2 separate regions of the Homo sapiens genome follow, and region 2 is linked to region 1. A link is an interaction called in ENCODE POLR2A ChIA-PET data of the cell type or tissue named here. Cell type or tissue: Panc1. All regions are shown on one strand. Links, peaks and the distances in the headings refer to the core of each region. The heading gives the core; the rest is flanking DNA.

Region 1 (10,440 bases), core at 2,349-6,348:
TTTTGTTATAGGAGTGTTGGCAGTGACCTTTATGATGGGTGAGGAAAGGCATCACACTTTCCCACCCCACACTAGGCTACTCAGAATCCTCTACGAGCTCCCCATTCCACTCGGAATAAACACCAACACCCTCGCCAGGCTCTGCAGGCCTCCACAGAGGCTGGTGTCCTCTTCTCACCTCTCTCACTGCATTCCTAACTATGCTTGCCTTCACTTGTCCTCCTCCCGTCACGCTGGTCCCCTCGTTGTTCCTTGAGTGCAGCAGGCACACGTCGGCCTCTGTGCCCTTGTAGTTTCCCTTCCCTCCATTTCAAATGCCCTTCCCTTTCCATGCCTCAGTCTTCTTAGCTCTGAAGTTTGGTATCACATTCCCAGTAAGGCCTGCCCTGGCCACTCTGTGTGCAATTCTACCTTTTCTGACACATTCTCTATCTCCTTTCTCTGTCTTATTTCTCAATTTAGCACTTATTGCTATCTAATACAGTTTTTTTCTTTTCTTTTTTTTTTTTTTTTTTTTTTTGAGATGGAGTCTTGCTCTGTCACCTAGGCTGGAGTTCATTGGCGTGATCTTGGCTCACTACAACCTCCTCCTCCGAGATTCAAGCCATTCTCCTGCCTCGGCCTCCCAAGTAGGTGGGACAACAGGTGTGTGCCGCCATGCCCAGCTAATTTTTGTATTTTCAGTTGAGACAGGGTTTCACAATGGTGGCCAGGCTGGTCTCGAACTCCTGACCTCAGGTGATCCACTGCCTTGACCTCCCAAAGTGCTGGGATTACAAGTGTGAGCTACCACGCCTGGCCTTAATATAATTTTTTTACGTATTTATATTCTTTTTTTTTTTTTTTTTTTTTGAGATGGGGTCTCATTCTGTTGTCCAGGCTGGAGTGCAGTGGCATCATCACAGCTCACTGCAGCCTCAAACTCCTGAGCTTAAGCCATTCTCCAGCTTCAGCCACCGGAGTAGCTGGGACTACAGGGACACAGCACCACTCCAGGCCAATTTTTATATTTTTTGTAGAGATGGGGTTTCACCCTGTTGCCCAGGCTGGTCTCTAACTCCTGGGCTCAAGCGATCTACCCGCCTCAGCCTCCCAAAGTGTATTTGTATTTTTGCGTGTCAGTCTGCTTCCATAGAATGTAAAGTCCGTGAGGGCAAGGACTTTTGTCTGTTCTGTTCACAGCTGGGTCTCCTAGAACAGCGTCTGGCATACATAGGTGCTCAATAATTATTGCACAAATGAATGATGATTTCAAAATGTCCTGCGAGGTGTTAACAGACTAGAGGAAGTCAGTCAGTTAAGGGAGAGCTCAGAGTGGGCTGCAGATATCTGGAAGGGGGTGGAATTTCCTTCAGTCTTTAGAGAATGGGGGGTCCTTGGAAAGGTGAGAAGAAAGGGAGACTCATTTGCACAGTGATTAAGGGTGTGGGCTTTTGGACTTGGTGGCTCACACTTGTAATCCCAGCACTTTGGGAGGCTGAGGCGGGCAGATCACCTGAGGTCAGGAGTTTGAGACCAGCCTGACCAACATGGAGAAACCCCATCTCTACTAAAAATACAAAATTAGCTGGGCATGGTGGCACATGTCTGGAATCCCAGCTACTTGCTTGAACCCTGGAGGTGGAGATTGCGGTGAGCCGAGATCGCACCATTGCACTCCAGCCTGGGCAACAAGAGCAACACTCTGTCTCAAAAAAAAAGAAAAAAAAAAAGAGTGTAGGCTTTGTAGTCAGCAGCCTGGGTCCAAGTCCCGCCTCAGCTATGCACAAGGCACCTAATTTCTCTGGGCCTCAGTTTCCATATCTATAAAATGGATCTAACCATAGCACCTACCTCATGGGGTGTTTGTTTTCTTAAAGGATCCAGTGAAATACTTTATATATAATGTCTAGGCAAGGGCAGAGTACTTAGGAAGACTTTGCTCAAAAAGTTGTAGTTATCACTACATAGAACTTAGGATACTTAAGAGCTAGGACTTCATGTCAAAGGTATCATGGAACCTCTCAAACAGGGAACAGAGAGATGGAGCTAGTTTAGACTTAAGAGGAACAGCCCCTAATGGGTATAACAGTTTCTGTCTCACAACTATCAGTTTCTGGCCTCAGCCACCTGGGTTGAACCCAATTCCCATCTCACATTAGTTAAGATGGCTTTGCTTACAAGAAAATAAGGAATCAAAATTAGGCACAAACATGGCATGAGGCCTCTTCTGGGGACCAAGTAGCTGCCTGTCGCTGATGCAATCAGAGTAAAGAGAAATGATTCAGTTCAATCCTGCCACCAACCTCAGGATTTTGGCCAAGTGCAGGTTTGGGGTTGGTTGGTGGGTTATTTTTTCCCTTCCTGATTTGAAAGACTGACTTTGTGTTTCAAAAAGGCACTTTCTTTATGCAGAGAAACTCTGTGGTGAGGTTTTGCTGAGCTCGGTCTGGGGTGGACTACCTTTGCTTATGTCTGGGGAGAGAATGAAATCTAGTGCCCCTAATTTTTCTTTCCCTTCCACCCAGTAAAGACACAGAGCTGAAAGGTGTCTTTCAAAAGGGCTGGAGACAAGGGAGCTGACTCCCAGGTAAAAGGACACTGTACAGGAGACTGCCAGAGAAGTGGCTTCTTGTTTGTTAGCATGGGTTTGTGGTGAGGAGGTCTGTGAAGCCTTCCCCCAGAGTACCCGGGACTAAACAGAACAAATACAACCTCTATTTGTTCATCTCTCCCCTGGCTTTAGATGGTGCTTTATGGCCAGGGTTATGGGGATCAGCTGAAATCCAGGCTGATGTTTATTCCTGGGATTGCAAAGACAGACAAATACCTCTCTGTCCTTTCATTTACCAGGCCAGGAGGGCAGGAGACATTTTTGATCAAGCAGGCAGGCAGTGAAGAGTTATTTTTTAGGTGCCCACTGTGTCCCTGTTGCTGAGCCACGTAAGTATAAATAGAAAAAGTACAAGATTCAGGCTTCAGCCCTGAAGACACATAAAATCCAGTTAATAGGAGGAGGCTTGGTGGGCAAAACAAACTCAAGAGAACCTGTTAACAAACAGTGATGTGAGTTAGGAAGAATTAAACGAGGTAAGCGAGGAGGAAGATGAGCAGGAGATGGCGGGGGGTGGTGCAGCTCTTGGAGGAAACTTCACAGGGAAGGTTTGTAAGACAATAAGCAACATATACTCTGGTTTCTCTTCAAAACGAATACATCTTTCCCCTTTTACAATAAGTAACATGGCTACAGAAAGCACATCTGTTTTTTTCCCCACTGTAGCCCAGCGCTTAGCATAATGTCTGACACACAGTGGGCATTCAGTAAATGTCTGAAGAATGGATGGAGAAGGAGGGGGCTGATTTAAGAAGGATAAGTAGGTGAAGAAGAGGGAGGAGGGCATTCCAGCATGAGGAAAGGCCCAGAGAAATGAGCCGGATGCCTTGGTGAGACTGGTTTAACCACAGTGGAGGGTGTGGAGTAAGGAGTAGTGGGTAATGAGGTTAGATACGGGGCCAGATGGGGGAAGGCTGGAAAGCCAGGCAGAGAAATTTAGAGGAGATGAACATTCCTTCATTCTTTCATCAAGCTTTTATTGAGCACATGCTACGCTCTAGGCACAGAGGCAAGGGAAAGTAGTGGAGACAGAAAGATGAAAAAAAGACATGACCATCTGTTGGGGATAGGCAGAATATCTATCTTTTATTGTAATAACTGTGATAATCATAATATGGGCAAAATATTTTGATATTCTAATCAATTAAGTTGCATGAAACTGAGGCCGTACCAAACTTGCTCAAATAAATTGGGAGTTTATTGAAAGGTGCATCAGACATCCAAGGCTAAGACATGGATTCAAAAGAGACCTGGTAAATTGGGCACCGACCCTCCTCCTTCTCTCCTTTCCTCTCTTGCGATCATGCCTCATGGATGGTCTCTTACTTCTGCTCTTTTCTGTACATAGGCTTCATCCTCTGGCTTATCTCTCTTATTAGGATTTTACCTGGTGCAAGCTTGACATCTTAATGCCACAATACTCTCCTGCTCCAGGCCCAACCTTCCTCATTCACTCTCTGAACTATTTAAGTCAGACTCTGAAGGACAAAGAAGCCGATTGGCTCAGTTCAGCCCATGGGCTGGGTCAGGTGATCACTCAGAACCAATCAGCTGTGGCCAAGAAGAAAATCATGTGATTAAAATATGGCTGCCTAAGCCTACCAAGAATTCTGGATGAAGGTCAATTACAAAGAAGGGGTGTGCACCAGGAGACAACAATAGACAAGCTTAATTCCCACAGGTTAACAATGCAGGGAGCAAATCAATTCACTTGGGTTGGGTTACCCCAAGGTAAGGGAGAAGGCCTGATTTAAAGGTCCGATTTAGTCCTGGGGTGGGAGGAAAGACGTTCCTGCTGTCGATGAAAGCGGCATTCTACAGCCACTAGACTGGCTGCAGCTCTTTCAAAGAATTGAAAACATCGAGAAACTGAAGGGACCCAGACCATCCAGAAAGCTTTTGCCTAATCCAGAACGGAGAGTTTAGAGATAAGTCCTTTTTTAAAAATGTAGCTTTTTGGTTGTTAAGGGCAGAATCTGCTTCTCACTTGTTGCTATAACCTCTGGCCACATAGGCTCATTGTAGAAACTCACTACGCATTTGTTCAATTGAGTTTAAGTCCTCTAAAACCCAGACAATCAACAAACATGTTGCTATTTGTATTCTGTTAGAAACAGAGTCTAGACTAGGAACACAAAACAAAACAAAACAAAAAATCAAAACATGATTTTTCTGATTACTGATGCAGGACTCGGGTCACTGGATGCAGATTTGATGAGAAGTAAAAATGCAGCAGCGGGAGAGTCTGAGGCAAGGTGCCTGGCGGAGAGCTAGATAAACAGATAGTGCTGTGCCCGGTGGCTCCAGGGGCAGATCAAAGCCGGATTTCCCAGCACAGGTAGCAAGCATGGCAGGAATCTGGGAGACCTCTCACCCAGTCCCCAACCCACGCTCACAGATGGAAAGCCACACCATTATTGGTCACACCTTTGCGCATTGCCAGCACGCAGGCGTTTGTGACAAATCTTTTATAGTCTAGTATATAGCTCTCTCAGATAGGCAGCTGTGATATGATTGGGCCCTGTGATTTCTGGCTAGGCCGCCTGGGTTCAGTTCACAGCTGATGTCGGGCCCACTTGGCAAGCGTCTCAACTACTTAACTGCTTTGTGTCTTAGTTTCCAAATTTGTAAAACAGGGAGAATAAACTCCCTTAGGGGGTTGTTGAGGGGATTAAGTGAGATAATATGTATTTATGCACATGCATGTAATATGCAAAGCAATGAAAATAGTGTCTGGCGCATTGTAAGCAATTATGGTTACTATCACTGCTACCAAAAAAACTAGACTACAGAGAAGAGCTTCCAACCTGGAGGACTCTAAAGATCATTAAAACCCACAGAGAGTGACCTGTTGGTAGATATGATTTGGGCCTGCTTGAAACCCATCCCTCCTTTCTTCTGGGAACAGACCCTAGATAGGCCCAGGAACAGAAATTCTTTCCTAGGATTTTTCCAACTAGTAGAAAAAAGTGTACTCCCTCTCTCCACAACATTTCCACCTTTTGGGTTTCAAATAGTAAGGATGTCAGCTCAGAGCTGCCTTTGTTCATTTCCCCTTCCCTGTGGAGTAGCTGGCCTGAGAGAATGAAGCCGATTTGCAGAGAACCTGGAACAGAATTCTGGCTTGAGCAGAACTGGAGTTTCTGAATCCAGTTGACCGTGGATCCAGATACCCACTCCCACTGGTCTGTAATTTGATTACAGAAGTCATTAAATCAGTCTCTCTCCTGAAACTACTTTAGATTCGGTTTCTATTACTTGCAACTAGAATTTGTGCTTGAGGGTCAATTCAAGATGAAAACAGCGGAGTTTTAATTTTTTTTTTTTTACGTTGAACACCACCACCACTAAGTTTTATGGCAAACAGTGTAAAGTCTCACTGTTTACATTACTTTGTTTATTAAGTAAGAGCACAAGTAAGAAAATTGATGGTGTTTTGCCCAGGCGCGGTGGCTCACACCTGTAATCCCAGCACTTTGGGAGGCCGAGGTGGGTGGATTGCCTGAGGTCAGGAGTTCGAGACCAGCCTGGCCAAGATGGTGAAACCCCGTGTCTACTAAAAATACAAAAATTAGCAGGGCATGGTGGTATGCACCTGTAATCCCAGCTACTCGGGAGGCTGAGGCAGGAGAATTGCTTGAACGGGGAGGTGGAGGTTGCAGTGAGCCGAGATTGTGCCACTGCACTCCAGCCTGGGCAACAGAGCGAGATCCGTCTCAAAAAAAGAAGAAGAAAATTGATGGTGTTTTGTAGCCACTAAAATATTCCTATCTTGGAACATTTGGAAAGGAGTAACCCAGGGTCAGCTTTTAAAAGTTTCGTCTCTTAAGTTTTTGTTTGTTTGTTTTTTAGAGACGGGGGTCTCCCGCTGTTGCCCAGGCTGGCCTCTGGAGTGGCTGGGCCTATAGGCACATGCCACCAAACCGGATAATTTTAAGAAAAAAATTTTTATAGAGACAGGAGTCTCCCAATGTTGCCCATGCTGGTCTCAAACTCCTGGCCTCAAGCAGTCCTCCCACCTTGGCCTCCCAAGTAGCTGGGATTACAGGTGAGAGCCATTGTGCACGGCCATCTCTTAAATTTGTAAGCTCTTCAAAGGCTAGAGTACATTTACCTCAAGGGTTGCAAACTCTAATGCTACAGGAGCCAGGCAGGTAATACCTGGAGTGAAGTGGACGGGTGTATGTAAGACAAGGAGTGATGGGGACTGTGGCAAAGCAGTGAGTGCTTGATCCATCGGGGAGAAGCTGCTACCGCTCAACACCAGCCAATTGTTTCCATGTGCAAAATTTGGGTGCAGAGTTACCAAGCTGTCCAGTTTTTAAGAGATTCTGGACATTTGGAATATTTCATGAGAAATCCTCTCAGTTGTGAATGTTGGTTATGAATTCGGCTTTAAGAAATGATCATGTAAGAAGGGTGACCAACCATCCCGGTTTGTCCAGGACTGAGTTGTTTCCTGTGATGTCTAGGATAAGGGGTTTCCTGGGATGTGGAACTTTCTTTCTCTTTTCTTTTCTTTCTTTCTTTTTTTTTTTGAGACGGAGTTTTGCTCTTGTTGCCCAGGCTGGAGTGCAATGGCGCGATCTCGGCTACCGCAACCTCCGCCTCCTAGGCTCAAGCGATTCTTCTGCCTCAGCCTCCTGAGTAGTTGGGATTCCAGGCATGCGCCACCACGCCTGGCTAATTTTTTGTGTTTTTAGTAGAGACGGGGTTTCTCCATGTTGGTGAGGCTGGTCTCGAACTCCCGAGCGCAGGTGATCTGCCCACCTTGGCCTCCCAAAATGCTGGGATTACAGGCGTGAGCCACTGCGCCCGGCTGGGATGTGGAACTTCCACTGCACATAAGGATGAGTTGGTCACCCTATGTGTGGGCCAAATAGAATTAACATGAGACCGCTGGCTCATACACAATGGTCTCATTTCACCCCAGTGAAGTATCTGTGCCCTCTAGGTCGCTATCTCCACAATCCACTTTATAGAGACTTCTACAATAAGTGTGACACAGAAAATCTATTTATTCTATGACCAGTGAAACACTCTTTCATGTCCCCTTGTGGGCCTGGCTTTGTGTGATCAATAGGATTCAGGTCTCTTCCAGCTGCGTCTGATAGCTTCTCTATGGTTGTAAAATCTTTTCTCTGCTTGGGGTGGGCAAGGCCCTCTGGGTACCCAGGAGATTATAGAGTTTTTTTTTCCTTAATCCCTCCTCTTTCACCTGAAAGAAAGGCTACATATATAATTATATGCCATTTAATGAACTTGGACCTGCTCCACATTATGAATGTGGAAACTGCAAGCATTGGAGTAGGAGGTGACTTGCTTGTGGCACGCAGCACATTGGTCTAACCTCCAGTGTCTCGTTTGCTGGCATGGTACCTGACTCTTGTATTAAGCAAAGCGAAGGGGAAGAATATTTGCTGCCTGTCTCCTGGGTGCCAGGCCCCATTCTGGGTGCTCATATGGCCCTCCTAATTCCTTACAAACTCCCAAGAGGAGGACTGGCGTTCCAGGCCACCACCCTGCCAATCCAGGCGTGCCAGGAGGGCGTATGGAATTGCCAGGTTGTCATTGCACAAGGGGAGGGGTGTACGGCTCAGAATTGAGGGAAATGCTAAGGGTCACTCATAGGCTTGAGCACGAAGCTCACCAGGTGTCCGTGCTCTGTAGGTGGGTTGCAGGGAGAGCCAGGTCCACCCCTCTGTGAAGTTGTTCTTTGATGAGATGATGCGTATTAAGTGAACTATAAACTTTTAAGAGCACATTCCATACCCACTCGAAAACATTAGGAATCATTCCCTTTGGGAAAGTTGGTAGGCTCAAGGCAGTAGAGCGTGCTGCCAGCCTAGAGGGGCCCCTGTTAGTATTTCCTCTCACCACTAGTCTGAATTCTTGTAAGGGAGCCAAAATTAGAAAGAGAAGTTTGTGTTTTATTAATACCTTTAGCCCTTACAGCTTAGGTGTCTTTGGCTCCTTTGAACATAGTGGCAGGAAGACAGGATCACATCGCCGTTCCCAGCAGAAGGTTTTTTCCTGTCAAATCTGAATTCAGATCCCATCTCTGCCACTTATCCACTGAGTGATGTGGGAGGGCAGGCCACTGAACCTCTCCTGCCCTCAGATTTCCCCTCTAGGATGAGGCTAGTGAGTCCAAGTCATGGGGCTATTATAAAGATTAAAAATGAGATGGCCAGGGGCAGTGATGTGTCTGTAATCCCAGCTATTAATACTTGAGAGGCTGAGGTGAGAGGATTGCTTGAGCCCAGGAGTTTCAGGCTACAGTGAGCTATTATGGCACCACTGCACTCCAGTTTGGGCCACAGAGTGAGACCCTATCACTAAAAAAAAAAAAAAAAAAAAAAAAAAGAGAGAGAGGCCGGGCAGGGTGGCTCACGCCTGTAATCCAAGCACTTTGGGAGGCCGAGGCAGGTGGATCACCTGAGGTCAGGAGTTTGAGACCGGCCAACATGGTGAAACCTCGTCTCTACTAAAAATACAAAAAAAAATCAGCTGGGCATGGTGACGGGCGCCTGTTGTCCTAGCTACTCAGGAGGTTGAGGCAGGAGAATCACTTGAACCCAGGAGGCGGAGGTTGCAGTGAGCCGAGATCATGCCGTTGCACTCCAGCCTGGGTGACAGAACAAGACTCCGTCTCAAAAAAAAAAAAAAAAAAAAGAAGAGAAGTAATGGAAATGATATCCTCCAACTGCAAGCAACCCAAATGAATGTCCAAATGTCCTTTAACTCTTCAACTGATATACAGATAAACAAACTGTGGTACATCCAAATAATGGAATACAACTCGCCAATAACGAGAAACAGACTATTAACATGCACGACATATGCAACAACAACAGAGATGAATCTCACATGCACTCTGCCAAGTGAGAAAAGCAAGACACAAAAGAGTGCATATTTTTGTGGAATGATGTATGATTCCATCTATGAGACATTCTAGAAAACATAAAGCTAGAAGCACAGAGAACATACCAATGGTTGCTAGGGGTTGGGGGTGGCAATAGAGGAGACTGCAAAGGGGCATCAAAGAATTTGGTGGTGGGGGTGGGAGAAGTCTTTTTTATCTTTTTTTCTTTTTTTTTGAGATGGCGTCTCACTCTGTTGCCCAGGCTGGAGTGCGGTGGTATGATCTTGGCTGACTGCAACCTCCACCTCCTGGGTTCAAGCAATTCTCCTGCCTCAGCCTCTCAAATAGCTGGAATTACAGGCATGCGCCACCATGCCCGGCTAATTTTTGTATTTTTAGTAGAGATGGGGTTTCACCACATTGGTCAGGCTGGTCTCGAATTCCTGGCCTCATGTGACCCACCCACCTCGGCCTCCCAAAGTGCTGGGATTACAGGCGTGAGCCACTGCGCCGGGCCCTTTTGCATCTTGATCATAGTAGTGGCTGTGAGACTGTATACATTTGTGACAACTTGCAGAACTGCCCACTAAAAAGGATACATTTTACTGCATGTACATTATGCATTATTAAACCTGACATTAAAAACGCAAAAGCTGAAAAAAAAACTGGGGCCTAGTTAGTGGCCCCAGAAAGAAAATACCTATAGATTCCTTTTTTTTTTTTTTTTTTTTTTTTTTTTTTTTTGAGACAGAGTTTTGCTCTTCTTGCCCATGCTGGAGTGCAGCAGTGCAATCTCGGCTCACAGCAACCTCTGCCTCCCGGGTTCAAGCAATTCTCCTGTCTCACCCTCCCAAGTAGTTGGGATTACAGGCATGCGCCACCACGCCTGGCTAATTTTGTGTTTTTAGTAGAGACGGGGTTTCTCCATGTTGGTCAGGCTGGTCTCCAACTCCCGACCTCAGGTGATCTGCCCGCCTTGGCC
Region 2 (10,440 bases), core at 3,165-7,164, 450 kb before region 1:
CCAAGTACTATGTAAGGATTAGCTACCGTTGCCATTCATTCATTCTTCAAAGATTTACTGCATGTTAGGCTCTCTTCCAGGCCTCAGTGATGTAAGAGTTACAGGATGGACATAGTCCTGGCCCTCACAGAGGTCACAGTCTTCACTGACAAACCATCACTTCTTTAGCACCCACCATTTGCAATTCCTTGTGCTTGGATCTTTGTTTTTGTTGTTGTTTTGAGATGGAGTCTCGCTCTTGTCGCCCAGGCTGGAGTGCGGTGACGCCATCTTGGCTCACTGCAACCTCCGCCTCCCAGATTCAAGCAATTCTTCTGCCTCAGCCTCCCGTGTAGCTGGGATTACAGGTGCCCGCCACCACGCCCAGGTAATTTTTTTCCTATTTTTAGTAGAGAAGGGGTTTTGCCATGTTGGCCAGGCTGGTCTCGAACTCCTGACCTCAGGTGATCCACCCGCCTCAGCCTGCCACAGTGCTGGGATTACAGGCATGAGCCACCGTACCCAGCCATGTTTTTGGATCTTTAGATACATTAATTCTTATTGCAACCTTCAGGAGGCAAACTTATTCCCATTTTATAGACGAGATCACTGGGGTTCCTAGAAGTGAAGTAGTTTGTTCAAGATTCCCTAGCTAATAATTGGGAGCTCTAGGGTCCACTTCACTCAGTTTGCCTGCCTCCTGACCATTAGGCTTAATTCTGTGTGTCTGCCTCCCCAACAGGGTGTGAGCTCCTGGGTGTGGGAGCCATTCAGCAGAATACTTAGCCTAGTCTCCTGCACACAATGTGGGAAATTTTGCTGAGTTGTTCTCTACTGACAATTCTTGACTCTCTGCCCCGTAATAGTCTCATCTGTTCCCTCTCACATCTCTTAGCCACAAAATCACATCTTGGGCAAGATGAAGGTGCTTAGAAGTTGGACTGTTGCTTTCTGACAGATTCATACCACACCTAATGCTTATTCCAACATGTTTTTAAACAGAACTAGTCGGATTCTGGAGTCTTCTCTTCTGGACCTCAATCTAGAGAATCTTTTTTTCTGCCAGGACAATCTCCAGCCACCAGCTCCAGTTCACCTCTTTCCCCTGTCTTCACCTGTCTTATTATTTCGGTGTATAACTTGCGTGTTATTCCTCTGTTTTTGTCTTTGTGCCTCTTATTTATTTCTCAACCACAAAGGGAGTCACAATTGGTGGTTGATAGGATTGTGTGGAATGTAGCCTTCTTTCTTTTTGATCTTTGTTTGCTTCATCTCTTGTTTCTATAGAATATTGAATTTCTAAATACAACTGTTACAAGGAAAGGGGTCTCCATTCCAGACCCCAAGAAAGGGATCTTGGATCTCGCGCAAGAAAGAATTCAGGGCGAGTCCACATTGCAAAGTAAAAGCAAGTTTATTAAGAAAATAAAGTAGTGGGCCAGGCACGGTGGCTCATGCCTGTAATCCCAGCACTTTGGGAGGCCGAGGCGGGCAGATCACATGAGGTCAGGAGTTCAAGACCAGCCTGACCAACATTGCAAAACCCTGTCTGTACTAAAAAAAAAAAAAAAAAAAAGCTAGGTGTGGCATGTGCCTGTAATCCCAGCTACTCAGGAGGCTGAGGCAGGAGAATCACTTGAACCCAGGAAGCGGAGGTTGCAGTGAGCCGAGATCGTGCCACTGCACTCCAGCCTCGGCGATAGAGCGAGACTCCTTCTCAAAAAAAAAGAAAAAGAAAAGAAAAGAAAGTAGTGAAAGAATAGCTACTCCATAGACAGAGTAGGGCATTCCTGAAAGTAAGAGGAGGAACACGTCCACCCTAGGTACAATGCTTATATATATAGGATAGAAAAAGATCTTGGGGCCAGGCGCAGTGGCTCACGCCTGTAATCCCAGCACTTTGGGAGGCCGAAGCGGGGGGATCACCTGAGGTCAGAAGTTTAAGACCAGCCTGGCCAACATGGTGAAACCCCGTCCCTAATAAAAATACAAAAATTAGCCAGGCATGGAAGTGCTTGTCTGTAATCCCAGCTACTTGAGAGGCTGAGGCAGGAGAATCACTTGAACCTGGGAGGCAGAGGTTGCAGTGAGCCAAGATCACACCACTACACTCCAGCCCGGGTGACAGAGGGAGACTCCATCTCAAAAAAAAAAAAAACAAAAAAACACACACAAAAGATCTTGGGGAGATGTGCTCTGCTACAAGGGTTTGTGATAAATGATTAATTTTCTTAATTGCTATAGTTTGCAAGAATCAATATTATTATTATTATTATTATTATTATTATTATTATTATTTTCTGAGACGGAATTTCGCTCTGGTTGCCCATGCTGGAATGTAATGGGGTGGTCTTGGCTCACTGCAACCTCTGTCTCCCAGATTCAGGCAATCCTCCTGCCTCAGCCTCCCAAGTAACTGGGATTACAGGTACCCACCACCATGCCCAGCTAATTTTTGTACTCTTAGTAGAGACGGGGTTTCACCATGTTGGCCAGGCTGGCCTCAAACTCCTGACCTCAGGTGATCCACCCACCTCTGGCCTCCCAAAGTGTGATTACAGGTGTGAGCCACCATAAAATTAGGAATGCCTTTGTTAAAGCAAAATTTAGGAATGCCTTTGTTCCCAGATACTGGGATATCTGGACACTTCCAAGTCTGAGTCTGTTTGGTAAACATTATCAATCTATTCCCTTAACCATAAACACCTAGAAGTTAGGAATGCCTAACTTCTGGAAATGCAGCCCAGCAAGTCTCAGCCTCATTTTCCAGCCCTCACTCAAAATGCAGTCACTCTGGTTTTAACGCCTCTGACACAATGAGTGTATGCTAGCATTTAACGTTTTTGTCCTTTTATATTTAGCAACTCATTTTCCTATTAAGAAGTTATAGATGGAAAAACCTCTGCTAGATCACCGTGTCCAGAGTCCTTTTTCTGTAAATGTCTTATTTTTGACCATTCATGTTGTGTTTTGTTGATCTCACACAATAAGAACAGAATAGCCATTTCATTCACCAAGTTCCAGTAGTAAAAAACACCTTGAAATGTAAATGACCTTTAAAATATTAAAATAATTTTTAAGTGTAAATGAATCTACTCATTACCGTCTTTACTCATGGAGCTTGTGTTAGAGAGGTAGTCTAACTAGAGCCTTTTTTCTTCCTCTATTTTCATATATTCTGGATTGTGGTAATATGGTTTTTATAATCAAACAAATCAATTTAGGAAGTAAAGAGAAGAAAGATATTTGCCATTTATTTCTTCTTTTGATCTTAAAGATACAACCACTCCGCAAATGTTCCAGGTCAAGCTCATTGAAAGAGTCAAACACTGTCTTCCTGCTTTTCCATTGAATGTGCACCTGTGTGCCCAAGGCAGTCTTTTACTCACACCTTCCCTTTTCAGTTTGCCAAGCCTCTTCTGGTCCTTTCTGAGCCACGTCTAACCCTAAAGACTGCCCTTGTCCCTGAAGCTTCAGCTTTGTGTGTTTCAGGCCAACTGGCGCCTGGAAAGAGGGAGGGTGAAGAGAGAGGGAGACCGTGTGTGTGTGTGTGTGTGTGTGTGTGTGTGTGTGTGTGTGTAGAGAGAGGGAGACCGTGTGTGTGTGTGTGTATGTGTGAAGAGAGAGGGAGACCGTGTGTGTGTGTGTGTGTGTGTGTGTGTGTGTCACATGCGCTCTCTAAATTCTTTTGATAAAGAATCTGAACGCCACTCCCTTCCAAAGAGTTTTCAGACCAGGAGTCTGGGTACTTCTTTAAGATATCCTTGGCCTAAGCTTCTCAGATGGTGAAAGTGTTTGTTTCAACCACTGACTGCAAGCAGCTAAACTAGCTTTCCTGTGAATGAGACGCACCCAGCCTACTCACAGCCATACCCACTCCACCTTGCCCTGGAGTCCTTGGGCCTGATACAGTTGGGGGATGAACAGCAGGTGTGCTGAACTCATAATGAGAGGTTTCCGCTGTGGGATTGCCTATATCCTGCCCCCGACAGAGGCTCCTGTAACTTTACCTTTGAACTCTCCTTGTATTCAGCCCCTGATCCATGGGATTTGGTGACAATCCCTGGCTGGCAGGAAGCTTTGATCCTTGGGGAGTCCAGAGGAAGTCCTATGATGTGTGGGATCCCTAGAGTCACAGGGATTGGGAAGAAGCTCTATACCAGGATGGGTTGCTAAGATAGACCCATTAATTAAGCAGGAGGCTTTGCTTAACACTCAGTTACTAAAAACAGAGATCCGGTAACTGATAACAGGGAGCTCAGCACCCCTCAAGTGTGGAGTGGGTTTTGCACAGGCAGTATTGTTATTTTAAGGACACAGAAGTGCCCAGGGGGAAATTCCTACCCACACGGAGAAAGAGCAGAATACCTGTGAGTATCCCTTTTTAACAAGTAAAAGCTGACTTTACTTTGAATGTTAGGAGGCTCTAGCAAAAAAATCTCAAAGATATTTCTAAGTGAAAGATTCCTCTAAAAGGAAAAAAAAAAAAAAGATGACCTTGTAACAAACACTGGAGGATGGGGCACAGGAAGCCAGGAGAGCAGCCTGGGTGACAGAGTGAGACCTTCTTTAAAAAAAAAAAAAAAGTGGAAGCTCTAGAATTTCTATATATAGAGATGCTTTGGGCTATAATCCATTGGAGAGAGTGTTGGGAGATTTGTCTTTAGGCTGTACCTGCATAGCAAGCATGCTGGTTTTGCTTGGAAACTGCCTTCTTTTTGTGATGGCCTGGGAGCTGGAACTTACTAAAGTTCCCCCAAGCCATTTCCTTGGTGCCACCCACTGGCTGGGAATAAATGTCAGAGTGAAGGCACTTTCACAGAGCAGGTACAGGTTCCTCTTCCTCCACCCACCTCCAAAGGCGGAAATGACTTCCTTTGCTTCCAGAGAATTGCCTGCGTTTCTCTCTTAGAACGGAGATCACTCCATGTGGGGTGTGTGTACTGCCTCCCCACAGGGCTGTAGCTGCCACCTGGGAGGGTTCGTGCCTTATTCATCTTTTTTATCGCCAGCACAGTGCCTGGGCATGACAGAGGCCCATAGTACTGATTATTGAATGAGTGAGTAATCATGAGGCAATAGCGGTGGAGAGTCATCCTCTGCCGGGAATTAGCTCATTTTCATGCGGCCAGCCTCAGGAAAAATAAGACTTCCTTGCCCAAAGACAGGTTAGAAAGGGCACTCGAAGCCAGGCCTGGTGGCTCACGCCTGTAATCCCAGCATTTTGGGAGGCCGAGGCCGGCAGATCACAAGGTCAGGTGTTTGAGACCAGCCTGGCCAATATGGTGAAACCCAGTCTCTACTAAAAATACAAAAATTAGCTCGGCATGGTGGCGGGCGCCTGTAATCCCAGCAATATGGGAGGCTGAGGCAGGAGAATCGCTTGAACCCAGGAGGCAGAGGTTGCAGTGAGCCGAGATCATGCCATTCACTGCTCTCCAGCCTGGGGGGCACAGAGCAAGACTCCATCTTAAAAAAAAAAAAAAAAGGCACTCGGGTGAGGCCACAGAGTCAGGCCCCCGACCTAGGAGACCTGACTGTGGCTCAGAAGCTCCCTGAGAAAGCCCAGGAGGTAACTGCCCAGCAGGGACCAGGCAGCATCTTCCTGAGGTTTGCTCACAGGACTCAGGTGCTTCACGTGGTGACACTGGGCTAGGAGCATTGAGGGTTGTTTGCAGGCTGACCGTATAATATGTGGGTCCCAGTGCAGATTAAAATGCAGGGCTCCTTGCTAGGGAAAACAAATAACAACAACAAGAAGAAAGTACCATTAGTGCTGTGTGTGTGTGTGTATATATATATATATTACAGAAAAGGAGTCCCGATCCAGACCCCAAAAGAGGCTTCTTGGATCTTGTGCAAGAGGGAATTCAGGGCGAGTCTGCAGTGGAAAGTAAAAGCAAATTTATTAAGAGAGTAAAGTAGTGAAAGAACAGCTGCTCCATAGACAGAGTAGGACGTTCCCGAAAGAGGAGGAACGTGTCCACCCTAGATACAATACTCGTATATATGGGGCGATGTGCTCTGCTACAAGGACTTGTGATAAAGGATTAATTTTCTCAATTACTATACTTTACAAGTATCAAATTATCATCTTTAAAGCAAAATTAGGAATGTCTTTGTTCTCCAGATATCGGGATATCTGGACACTCCTAAGTCTGAGTCTGTTTGGTAAACATTATTAATTCATTCCCTTAACCATAAACATCTAGAGGTTAGGAATACCTAACTTTCTGGGAATGCAGCCCAGCAAGTCTCAGCCTCATTTTCCAGCTCTCACTCAAAATGGAGTCACTCTGGTTCGAATGCCTGTGTGTGTGTGTGTGTGTGTGTGTGTGTGTGTGTGTGTGTATAATTATTATTATTATTTTTTTTTGGAGGCAGAATCTCGCCCTATTGCCCAGGCTAGTGTGAGGTGGCGCCATTCTTGGCTCACTGCAACCTCCGCCTCCCAGGTTCAAGCAATTCTCCTGCCTCAGCCTCCTGAGTATCTGGGATTACAGGCATGCGCCACTACGCCTGGCTAATTTTTTAGTAGAGACGGGGTTTCGCCATGTTGCTCAGGCTGGTCTCGAACTCCTGAGCTCAGTTGATCCACCCAGCTTGGCCTTCCAAAAGTGCACAGATTACAGGTATAAGCCACTGTGCCTGGCCTGAAATATAATTTTTTTCCTTCCAAAGTCTGCTTTTTTTTTTTTTTTTAAGAGATGGGGTCTAAGTCTCTCTCTCAACTTGTCATGATGTTTATTATTTGCTGGAGAAAAATTAAAATGTTAAATTATTAGCATGAATTTTACTGTTCATCTTTACATTGTGCAATGCCAATTCTAAATGCAAATATAAGAGCATTAGCTCCTACACAGAATCACTGAAATTACACAATTTGTATTTCATAGTTTACACATGCATATGTATTTCCTTCTTAGCAGAACAGTAGAAACTCTACACAACACGAATTCAACTTTTATTTTTTTTTTTTTTTTGAGACAGGGTCTCACTCTGTCACCCAGGCCAGAGTGCAGTGGCAAGATCATGGCCCACTGCAGCCTCAGCCTCCTGGGTTCAAGCAATCCCCTCACCTCAGCCTCCCGAGTAGCTGGGACTACAGGCACACCCCACCACACCTGGCTAATTTTTGTACTTTTTGTAGAGATGGGGTTTCACCATGTTGTTCAGGCTGCTCTTGAACTCCTGGGGTCAGGCAATCCTCCTGCCTTGGCCTCTCAAAGTGCCGGGATTACAGGCATAAGCCATTGCACCCAGCTGAATTCAACTTTTTTTTTTTTTTTTTTTTGAGACAGAGTCTCACTCTGTGTTACCCGGACTGGAGTACAGTGGCTCAGTCTCAGCTCACTGCAACCTCTGCCTCCCGGGTTCAAGCGATTCCCGTTTCAGCCTCCCAAGTAGCTGGGACTACAGGCGTGCACCACCGTGCCCAGCTACTTTTTTGTATTTTAGTAGAGACGGGGTTTCACCATGTTGGCCAGGATGGTCTCAATCTCCTGACCTCGTGATCTTCCCACCTCGCCCTCCCAAAGTGTTGGGATTACAGGCGTGAGCCACCGCGCCTGGCCTGAATTCAACATTTTTATTTCATTTCTTTTTTTTTTTTTTTTTTTTTGAGATGGAGTCTTGCTCTGTCTCCCAGGCTGGAATGCAGTGGCACAATCTAGGCTCACTGCAACCTCCACCTCCCAGGTTTAAGTGATTCTCGTGCCTCAGCCTTCCGAGTAGCTGGAATTACAGGCACCCACCACCACGCCTGGCTAATTTTTGTATTTTTAGTAGAGACGGGGTTTCACCATGTTGGCCAGGCTGGTCTCGAACTCCTGACCTCAGGTGATCCGCCTGCCTTGGCCTCCCAAAATGCTAGGATTACATGCGTGAGCCACCGTGCCCAGCCTCATTTCTTGATACATTTACATTCGACCAACACTGTCTACCTTTGATTTACTGATAAGAAAGGACTGAAAGGAACAAGAATAATGGGTTGCCCTGCTGTGCCATTATTTTCAGTGTAAATGACTGGCTAAAACAAGGAAGTGAATGAGTAAGAAAGATGCAGTCGGGTTCCATGGTCCTCTGTGTTTTTTAGAAAGCCATTGCCTTCTTTCTGTGTTCGAAGCAACGCATGGAAAGTGCATGAAAAGTGTCGCCTCTCCAAGCTGTTGGGGCCTCCATTTGCCCACTCTTAAATGTAACAGCCATGCCTGCCTTGTACTTGCTTCTAGCCTTGTTGCCCTCCCCCATATGGTGAGTCCACCAGAATCCTGTGCTTATGGGGCACAGTGAACTCCAGATGCAAATGCTCTGGCAAAGAGGAGTGAACACAATCTTACCTCCTCCACTGACATTCACGCTCCCTGTCCCATTGGAGTTCATTTACAAAACACAGGTTCACAGGAGGCTGAGGCAGGAGAATCGCTTGAACACAGGAGGCGGAGGTTGTAGTAAGCCAAGATCGCACCACTGAACTCCAGCCTGGGCGACAGAGCACGACTCTGTCTCAAAACAAAACAAAACACACACACAAGTTGAAAAATAAGATTATTACGAATTTTTTTTTTTTTGGAGACAGGGTCTCACTCTGTCTCCCAGGATAGAGTGCAGTGGCACGATCACAGTTCACTGCAGTCACAAACTCCTGAGCTCTAGGGATCTTCCAGCCTTAGCCTCCAAGCCCTAGACTGCAGGCGTGTGCCACCATGCCTGGCTAATTTTTATTTTATTTTATTTTATTTTTTTTTAGTAGAGATGAGGTCCTGCTATGTTACCCAGGCTGGAAGAATTTTAGGATGGCAACAGCAGATCATTAGACCAAGCAAACCTGGCCCTCTTGAGCATGGGACCTTGTGTGACTGCAGGTCGCAACCCTAGTTGTCTGGCAGTGTTTCAGTCGACATTCTTAGGAGTTTCTGCTTTTACCAGTTGAGAGACTAGCCAGGAGTGGCACGCATGAATGCCTTTATTCACTCATACTTTTTTTTAGGTATGAGCAATGTACCAGTCACTTTCTGAGGCATTGGGGCTATACCAGATTGAAAAAGGCAAGGCTGCCAGGCATGGTGGCTCACGCCTGTAATCCCACCCAGCACTTTGGGAGGCTGAGATGGGTGGATCACTTCAGGTCAGGAGTTCAAGACCAGCCTGGCCAACATGGTGAAACCCTGTCTCTACTAAAAATACAAAAATTAGCCGGGCGTGGTGGCACGTGCCTGTAATCCCAGCTACTCGGGAGGCTGAGGCACAAGAATCGCTTGAACCCAGGAGGCGGAGGTTGGCAGTGAGCTGAGATAGAGCCACTGCACTCAAGCCTGGGCAACAGAGCGAGACTCTTTCTCAAAAAAGAAAAAAGAAAAAAAGGCAAAACATGGCCTCAGTGTCAATAGTACTTACCATCTAGAGAGGAAAACCTTTTAAAGTACACAATAAATATTTATTTTATTTTTTATTTGTTTATTTTTTATACCACCAGCCTGCCCCACAACAAATATTTACATTACAGTCCTGATAGGGGCTACAAACAGAACTCCGGGAAGGGCAGGAAGACTTACCTAGGTGCGGGGGTTAGGGAAAGAATCCCGGAGGCCAAGGGTATAAGAGTCCTAGGAAGAGGAAGCAAAATATTAATAGCCTCCCAGGCTGAGGGACTAGCATATGCAAAGGCCTTGAGAGGAGCTTTGTTCAGGCAAGAAAAGAAAGAAGGCCGGCACAGCTGGAGCACAGGCGGCCAGAGGGAGGCCCGCTGTGGGGAAGGGTCGGCCTGGGGAGCTTGTTCTATGTAGCCCTTTCCCCTGACTTCCTGCCTTCACTCCCCAGTGTCCATGCTGATCAGGAATATCGAAAGATGGAAAGGCTCTTGCTCTCTTCTTATAGCAAGTCCAAGACACGTGGTGCTAGACACAGTCTACTTGGTGGAATGCTCAGGGGACTCTGGGCCCAGACCATGTGCTTGTTACCCGCTGAATTAACTATTTCCCATCATTTCCATTCGCCATCTCCAGTGAACTTTCCTATTCCTAAAATGTGGCCTCTCTTTTCTCTGATGTCTCATCACTCTCTCTCTGCTCCCTGTGACCTTTACCATGTTCTATTCTGTATTGTCTGTCTTTACGTGACTATCTTCTTATTCATCCCCACTAGACCAGAAGCCTTTTAAAGGCAAGATCTAGATGTTTCCATTGTTAAATGGCCTTACAAAGTCTTTGCGTAGAGTTGACTAAGTTAAATATACGTTTCTGTATTTTATTTTATTTTTATTTTTATTTTTTGAGACAGAGTCTTGCTCTGTCACGCATGCTGGAGTGCAGTGGCGCAATCTTGGCTCACTGCAACCTCCAGCTCCTTGGTTCCAGTGATTCTCCCATCTCAGCCTCCTATCTCAGCCTGGCATTACAGGCATGCACCACCACGCCCAGCTAATTTGTGTATTTTTAGTAGAGACAGGGTTTTGCCATGTTC

Evidence for each region. Peaks named below come from ENCODE experiments on the same cell type or tissue, not always from the same donor. Only the 100,000 strongest peaks of a DNase experiment are listed, where the experiment ranks them.
Region 2: POLR2A ChIA-PET joins it to region 1 with 7 read pairs; 1 of 35 experiments calls an interaction of 5 or more read pairs at or near these places.

Annotation. Positions count from the first base shown.
Region 1 is chr16:69,518,807-69,529,246 of GRCh38, forward strand. LOC105371325 (a long non-coding RNA gene) reads left to right here and starts at 3,869. Exons shown (of 3, transcript XR_933697.3): 1 at 3,869-4,274; 2 at 4,782-4,931; 3 at 5,665-5,751. RefSeq lists an enhancer at 4,105-5,304. In Panc1, for the core only: no CTCF peak of the experiment used is centred there; no DNase peak of the experiment used is centred there; H3K27ac peaks cover 3,428 bases.
Region 2 is chr16:69,068,510-69,078,949 of GRCh38, forward strand. The region is part of intron 17 of TANGO6 (transport and golgi organization 6 homolog); the gene reads left to right. Among named protein-coding and RNA genes, the nearest start is that of HAS3, 32 kb to the right of the region's middle. RefSeq lists enhancers at 3,149-3,868, 3,869-4,586, 4,587-5,305, 5,306-6,023, 9,407-9,926. In Panc1, for the core only: no CTCF peak of the experiment used is centred there; a DNase peak (open chromatin) is centred at 5,022; H3K4me3 peaks cover 350 bases; H3K27ac peaks cover 1,370 bases.